2 separate regions of the Homo sapiens genome follow, and region 1 is linked to region 2. The links are chromatin loops, found by intact Hi-C in ENCODE. Cell type or tissue: Caco-2. All regions are shown on one strand. Each heading gives the region's core, and the rest is flanking DNA. Links, peaks and the distances in the headings are about the cores only. Region 1 has its middle 31 kb from the start of LPP-AS2. Region 2 overlaps LPP (LIM domain containing preferred translocation partner in lipoma).

What was found. Peaks named below come from ENCODE experiments on the same cell type or tissue, not always from the same donor. Only the 100,000 strongest peaks of a DNase experiment are listed, where the experiment ranks them.
Region 1: it touches region 2 in a loop (5-fold over the local background); 1 of 110 quality-filtered maps calls a loop at or near these places.

The regions. Positions count from the first base shown.
Region 1 is chr3:188,121,937-188,124,742 of GRCh38, reverse strand. No RefSeq gene overlaps it. Among named protein-coding and RNA genes, the nearest start is that of LPP-AS2, 31 kb to the left of the region's middle. In Caco-2, for the core only: no CTCF peak of the experiment used is centred there; DNase peaks (open chromatin) are centred at 1,262 and 1,522.
Region 2 is chr3:188,211,058-188,213,863 of GRCh38, reverse strand. The region is part of intron 1 of LPP (LIM domain containing preferred translocation partner in lipoma); the gene reads right to left. Among named protein-coding and RNA genes, the nearest start is that of FLJ42393, 34 kb to the right of the region's middle. In Caco-2, for the core only: no CTCF peak of the experiment used is centred there; a DNase peak (open chromatin) is centred at 1,303.

The sequences.
Region 1 (2,806 bases), core at 259-2,758, 89 kb after region 2:
TGTTAATGCCACATAGAGCTTTATGCTTCTATTACCTGCACTAAAACACACCAGTGTCACTTAGTGAACTTTTTAATTGGCTTTTTAAAATAGTAATGTAATCAGGCTCCTCATGCACAAAAATCTGCAGACGGGCTGAAAGGGAAAATGTGAATCACAGTTTAAATACATGCTTTTCGACTGCTTTGTAAGACAAACAGATGTATTAATTAGCACATACTTTAGGGTATGTTATATACTTAAATGGAGGAAAGCGAACAGAATATCATCTCACCAGAGGCAATAAAGATTTGAGCTCTGACCCTAGAAACAAAATGGCATCTTGTTTTCAGAAATGCCTAGCTGTGAGAACAATGAGTCAGGGGCTTAGAGGAATGATCTCTGGATTTATGTAACAAGAAGGCTCTTGTTCAAGTGGTATATAAGAACTAGACCACAGCCTTAGTAATGTGGGGAAAGCCTTTTAAAGTAGATCCATATGAAGAAATTCAGTAGTCACAGAGCTAAGACATTTTCAAAGGTCTTTAGTAACAAAATTGTGCTAATGCCCAGGACTTAAGAATAAAAAGATTTAGACTGAAGGTAGAGGTGAGTCCTTGGTGTGCATTGTATTATGCTAAGTGTTATTGAAATAATTTAAAAAATGGCAGGGTCTGTACCATGTAGGAGATGACATTGAAGGGATCACATGGACATAATTATGGATTTAATGCAGCATATTTTTTAATGAGAAATTAGTGTTTTGTTTTTTTTTAACTGAAAGATCAAAAGAACTCTTTTCCTTAGAAGGAAGAAAATGTGATTCTTCCTTTTCTTGACCTTTTATGGCATTCATTCTTGCCCACCTTGGGCAGTTATTTTTGTATAGGTCTTGTCTTACTGGACTTCAAGAATGAGATAAAGGAAAAAGGACTATGTCTCATTTCTTTCTACTCCATCCCACACATAATGCTTCCCTAGTACACAGAGAATTCTCTGTATGTGTGTGCTGAATGAATGAATCATCAAAGTCAGTAAAGAAGACATAGGGCTCCTTCAAGTCCAGAAAGAATCTTCCCGTATCACTTTAGACGAAACTGTGTGAACTTGGCAAGTAAATGCACCTCTCTGGGGCTTCCCAGTAAAATGAAATGATGAAATGTTGGTAAAATAGGGAATGGTAAATTGGTTTCAACTTACATGCCTACTCAGTCAATTTCTCTGGACTCTAAGTCTGGATGCTCTTTTTGGCCGGATTGCACACTTCTGATATGAGAAGGCACGACCTTGCCTGGTGGGAAAGAAAGTGGCATATGGGAGCATTGTGTCTATGTCCTGCTCATCTGTAGGTTGCTGTATCTACGTTGTTTTAGAGAATGAGGAAGGAAATGACTTGTGAAAGTACAACATTAACAGAATGCAAACATTGTGACAGTCTTCACCTGACCTTTGATGTAGATATTTTCTTACCCTTTAGAAGATTTCCTAAAAGAAAAGCCATGTTTATCCAGTGCTCAGGTGACACTGAGCAGAGTAGGCTGTGGTATACGCTGGATTTCCAAATGCAGGCTGATGGAACCTCATGCTTTCACTGATAAGAACCACCTAAAATGCTTGTTTTAGGTATGGCTTCCTGAGTCCCACCCTACAATAAATTAATTAAAATCTTGAGACTAGGGTTCAGGAGGAATATTTATGCTAAGAAAATTTTCCAAGATGATTCTGACATGAAGCCAAAATTGGAAAGCACTGTTTTTCATGGCTGAATCATAGTCCAAAAGTATCTGAACAGGGTGAAACAAACATGATGAAATGTCAGAGACAAATGTAAATCCCTTAACTTTACAATAACAAGAACTGGGAAAACCTAGGCCGACAGCAGCATGTGTAATACAACTGCAGCTTCAATATTTGGTTGCCTGTAAGCTCTGGCTGAGCCAACTCTGAGATACAGCTTACCAAAACAGCGACAGTGGTGTTAGGCTGAAGGCATAGGAATATAATGACGAAGCAAAAGACAGCTCTCTTTCCTATTCTGTAGTTTCAGAAGACAGCTGCATTGTGTTCTTGATTTAGTAGGGGTAATTGTTATTTTTAGTAGCAATATAGAGTAGCTGTAGTAGTAATAACAATCCTTTATGCAGCACTTCATTATTTATAAGTTTATATTCAACATTTTATCCGCCCTAAATAAAAACTTCAATTTAGCTGTGTTATGCAATAGAGCCCATTGGTGGACACACTACTCAAACCTACATCTTTTATCCCCCAAGTCTCATGTCGTGTTTGGCAATGTGGAGAATTTACAGGCCAGGAGAGTAAGATAGCCGAAAACCATGCCATCAGAAAAAACAGAGTTCCTTACCCAGAAGAAGACTTCATAAGGCCTTGCCTGTTGTCACCGAAGGCCTGGTGGGTTTCCACAGGGAAGAGAGGGCAGACTTGTCACAGGAGGCCTCAGAGGACAGAACTTGACCAATGGTAAAAGTTACAGGGAGACATACCTTGGCCCACACCTTGACCCAAAATATTTCTTAATCATCAAAGTCCCCGAAAGATGAAACAGGCTACCTATAGGGAGATTTTGGAAAACTATGTACTAGGAATGGATGGGGAAGAATTTGGGGTGGGTGACTTCAGAGGTCTTAGAAGGGACCCTGAGTTGTGCAACCTGGGCCCATGCAACCTTCTGATGATTAGGGCTGCTGAAACAGCAGGGCTGAAGGCAGGAGTAGTGGGATAGAATGGCCTCAGGTGTGGGAAGCTGCCACTCTGCACCCAAGTGACTGAGAGCTTCACCTGTTTGCCCTGTGACCTGCACTGGAGA
Region 2 (2,806 bases), core at 139-2,638:
CTTGCTGAATTTCTCTCAGGGAAAATTGCATAATTTTCACTTCCATGGATAGAAAGGAAGTTCCACACTATTCATTCTGCCTTTTGGACAAGTGATCATCCCCTTTCGTGAAAGAGAAAGATATAGGGAGCAAAGGAGAGCAGAAGGTTGCATTCATACGACATTCACATGAACAAAAGAAGGGAAAGGTAAGTAAAAATCAAAGAACAAAAAGAAAAGAAAAGAGCCTCATACAAAAACAACAAATCTAGGCATCTGAGCCCATATATCCTAACGGGAAGAGGTCTGAACTAGAAGTAGGTTCTAGTCCTCAATTTCCCACCAACTAGATTAGTAAGTGTGGACAGTTCTAACATCTCCCAATTTCCTCATCTCGCAATAGAGGGGGCAGCTTAAGTCTAGGGGAAGGAGAACGAACTGAGAGAGAAGATCTGGGTTCTAATCCCACATAATGAGCCATCTGTCTTCAGGGCCTGGGTCTCTGCTGCCCATTATCTCACACTGTGAAATTAGACAGATGTGCTGAAAACTCTGCAGGACTCTTCCAACTCTGACAACTCATCAAATCTACACAGTGACCTGCACACAAGGTATTCCAGACCGTGGATGCTGTGCAAATGCTACACATCAACATTTTGCATACTCTTAAATCCCACCATAACTGTTTTCAAGCTAAAACTACCCCTCCCTACATGTCCACAGACATCCCGACATCCCTTCCAGCTTGTTGCTTTAGCCTTAATCATCAGACAACAGCACTCCCAAATTGTCTTTCTACCCAACTCAAGTTAGGCCTCAGATGAGAGGAAATACCTACTTTTTAAAAAATATACAAATATAATTTTTCTTCAGGCCGATCTTGTCTTGAAATCCCACTGTAAGAAGTACTCCCCTGGGAAAGCAGCTGTCCACACCCCCAAATAAAAGTGACCAGCACTCCCAGCAACGTGTCCCATCACCATGCAAGTGAGCCAGCCCACAGGCTGTAAGCCCCAGGTCTGTGAGCAGAAATGGCAGTAATGATGTACTCACACGATGTCCAGCCCCCACAGGCAGCTGGCCCTCCACTAGCCCTCACTCCCTCTTGCAGGCCCTCAGTCCACTACGGGACACAGCAAGGCGGTGGTCTCGAAGCCTGAAGGGAACAGAACTGAGACATTCTCGCCTCAGCTTCCAGAACAAGGGACAGAGGAATGAAGGGGGAAGGGTGGGGGCAGGGTGGGGGGACGACTTTGTTTCTGGAAACAAGAATTCAAATCCTGCTTCTCCTAAACCCTGAGTCACCTCCCTCTCTTCCAATAGATCAGCCTGGTGGGTAAACATTTCCAAATATGGAGAAGCAGGCTGGAGGATGTCAGAAAAATCACCCTTCTCTCTTCTCTGGCACTTGAAGAACATGCCCCACTTTAACAAAGAATTCCTTACTCGGAGTAAATTATTAACCGCTAAAGAAGTGGATTCTCAACCCTTCCATACACTGTCCTATTCCAGGAAAAAACCTCCTCCACCCCAAACAAGGAAGTGACTGGTCTGAAAGGCTTTAAGCTCATCTTAAGAATGAGACCATCCAGAATGCAACTAAATTTATGAAATAAATCATTAATTTGGTGGAGGGGAGATATTTTGGGAGATGCACCTGAAAAGGTCACAAGAATTTAAGCTATGGTTCCTATGATGGCAGGTGAGTCTCAAAACAACTCCTCTCGGCCGGGCACAGTGGCTCACACCTGTAATCCCAGCACTTTGGGAGACCAAGGCGGGAGGATCACCTGAGGTCAGGAGTTCAAGACCAGCCTGGCCAACATGGTGAAAACTGGTCTCTACTAAAAATACAAAAATTAGCCAGGCATGGTGGTGTGTGCCTGTAATCCCAGCTACTTGGGAGGCTGAGGCAGGAGTATCACTTGAACCCGGGAGGCGGAGGTTGCAGTGAGCCATGACTGTGCCATTGCACTCCAGCCTGGGCAATAAGAGTGAAACTCCATGTCAGCCTGGGCAATAAGAGTGAAACTTCTTCTCAAAAAAAAAAAAAGAAAAAGAACAGCCCCAAGTCTCTCACGCCCAAGCCCAGAGTCTCTTGGTCTGGGAGTCCTCCTGAGAATGTAATTTGGCATGAGTCCTTCATGGGCACAGACACCGGGCTGGAAGACTCAGAATAAAACCAGACTCTCAAGAGAACACTGTTGTCAGGAAAAGTGGGGGTGAATTGCTCAGTTTAACTTGTAACATGGATTCCAACCCTAAGGTTCTGTGATGACTAAGTTGGAGCAGTGAAGCCAATCAGGAATGAATCTGATCTAAAATGACTCCAGACTGAATTAAAGGAGGAGAAAGAGAGATCAGACACTAGGGGAAATGGTGTGTCGGGATATAGGAGGTGCTCCGAGATGGGAATCCAAGTACCACATCTTGGCTTCCCGGTGGTTCTGTTTCTTAGTGATCTCGTTCTACTGTTGGTTGTAAAGGCTTTCTGGAGGTCAGATGAGTCCTTTTTCAAAATCGTCACCCATTTCCTGGCTTTGGACTGCACCAAGAGGTTGCTTGTTCTCACCCCCAGGAAGTCTTCAAGCTATAAACAGCTCTGATCAGGGCATGAAGGACCCAAGCCCCAAACCCCAAGCCCAAATCAGTCAGTCGTTAAGATTTTAGACGAGTCAGTGCTCCTTGTGTAGCTTACATATTTTTCATTTACAAATTAGGCAGATATCTAGAAATGGTCCAATCATGTGTCCTAAAAGCAGCTTCTACTTGGTCTATCCAAAGGGTCATTACACATTCATTTTGATTATTTGTTTTATACTTAACA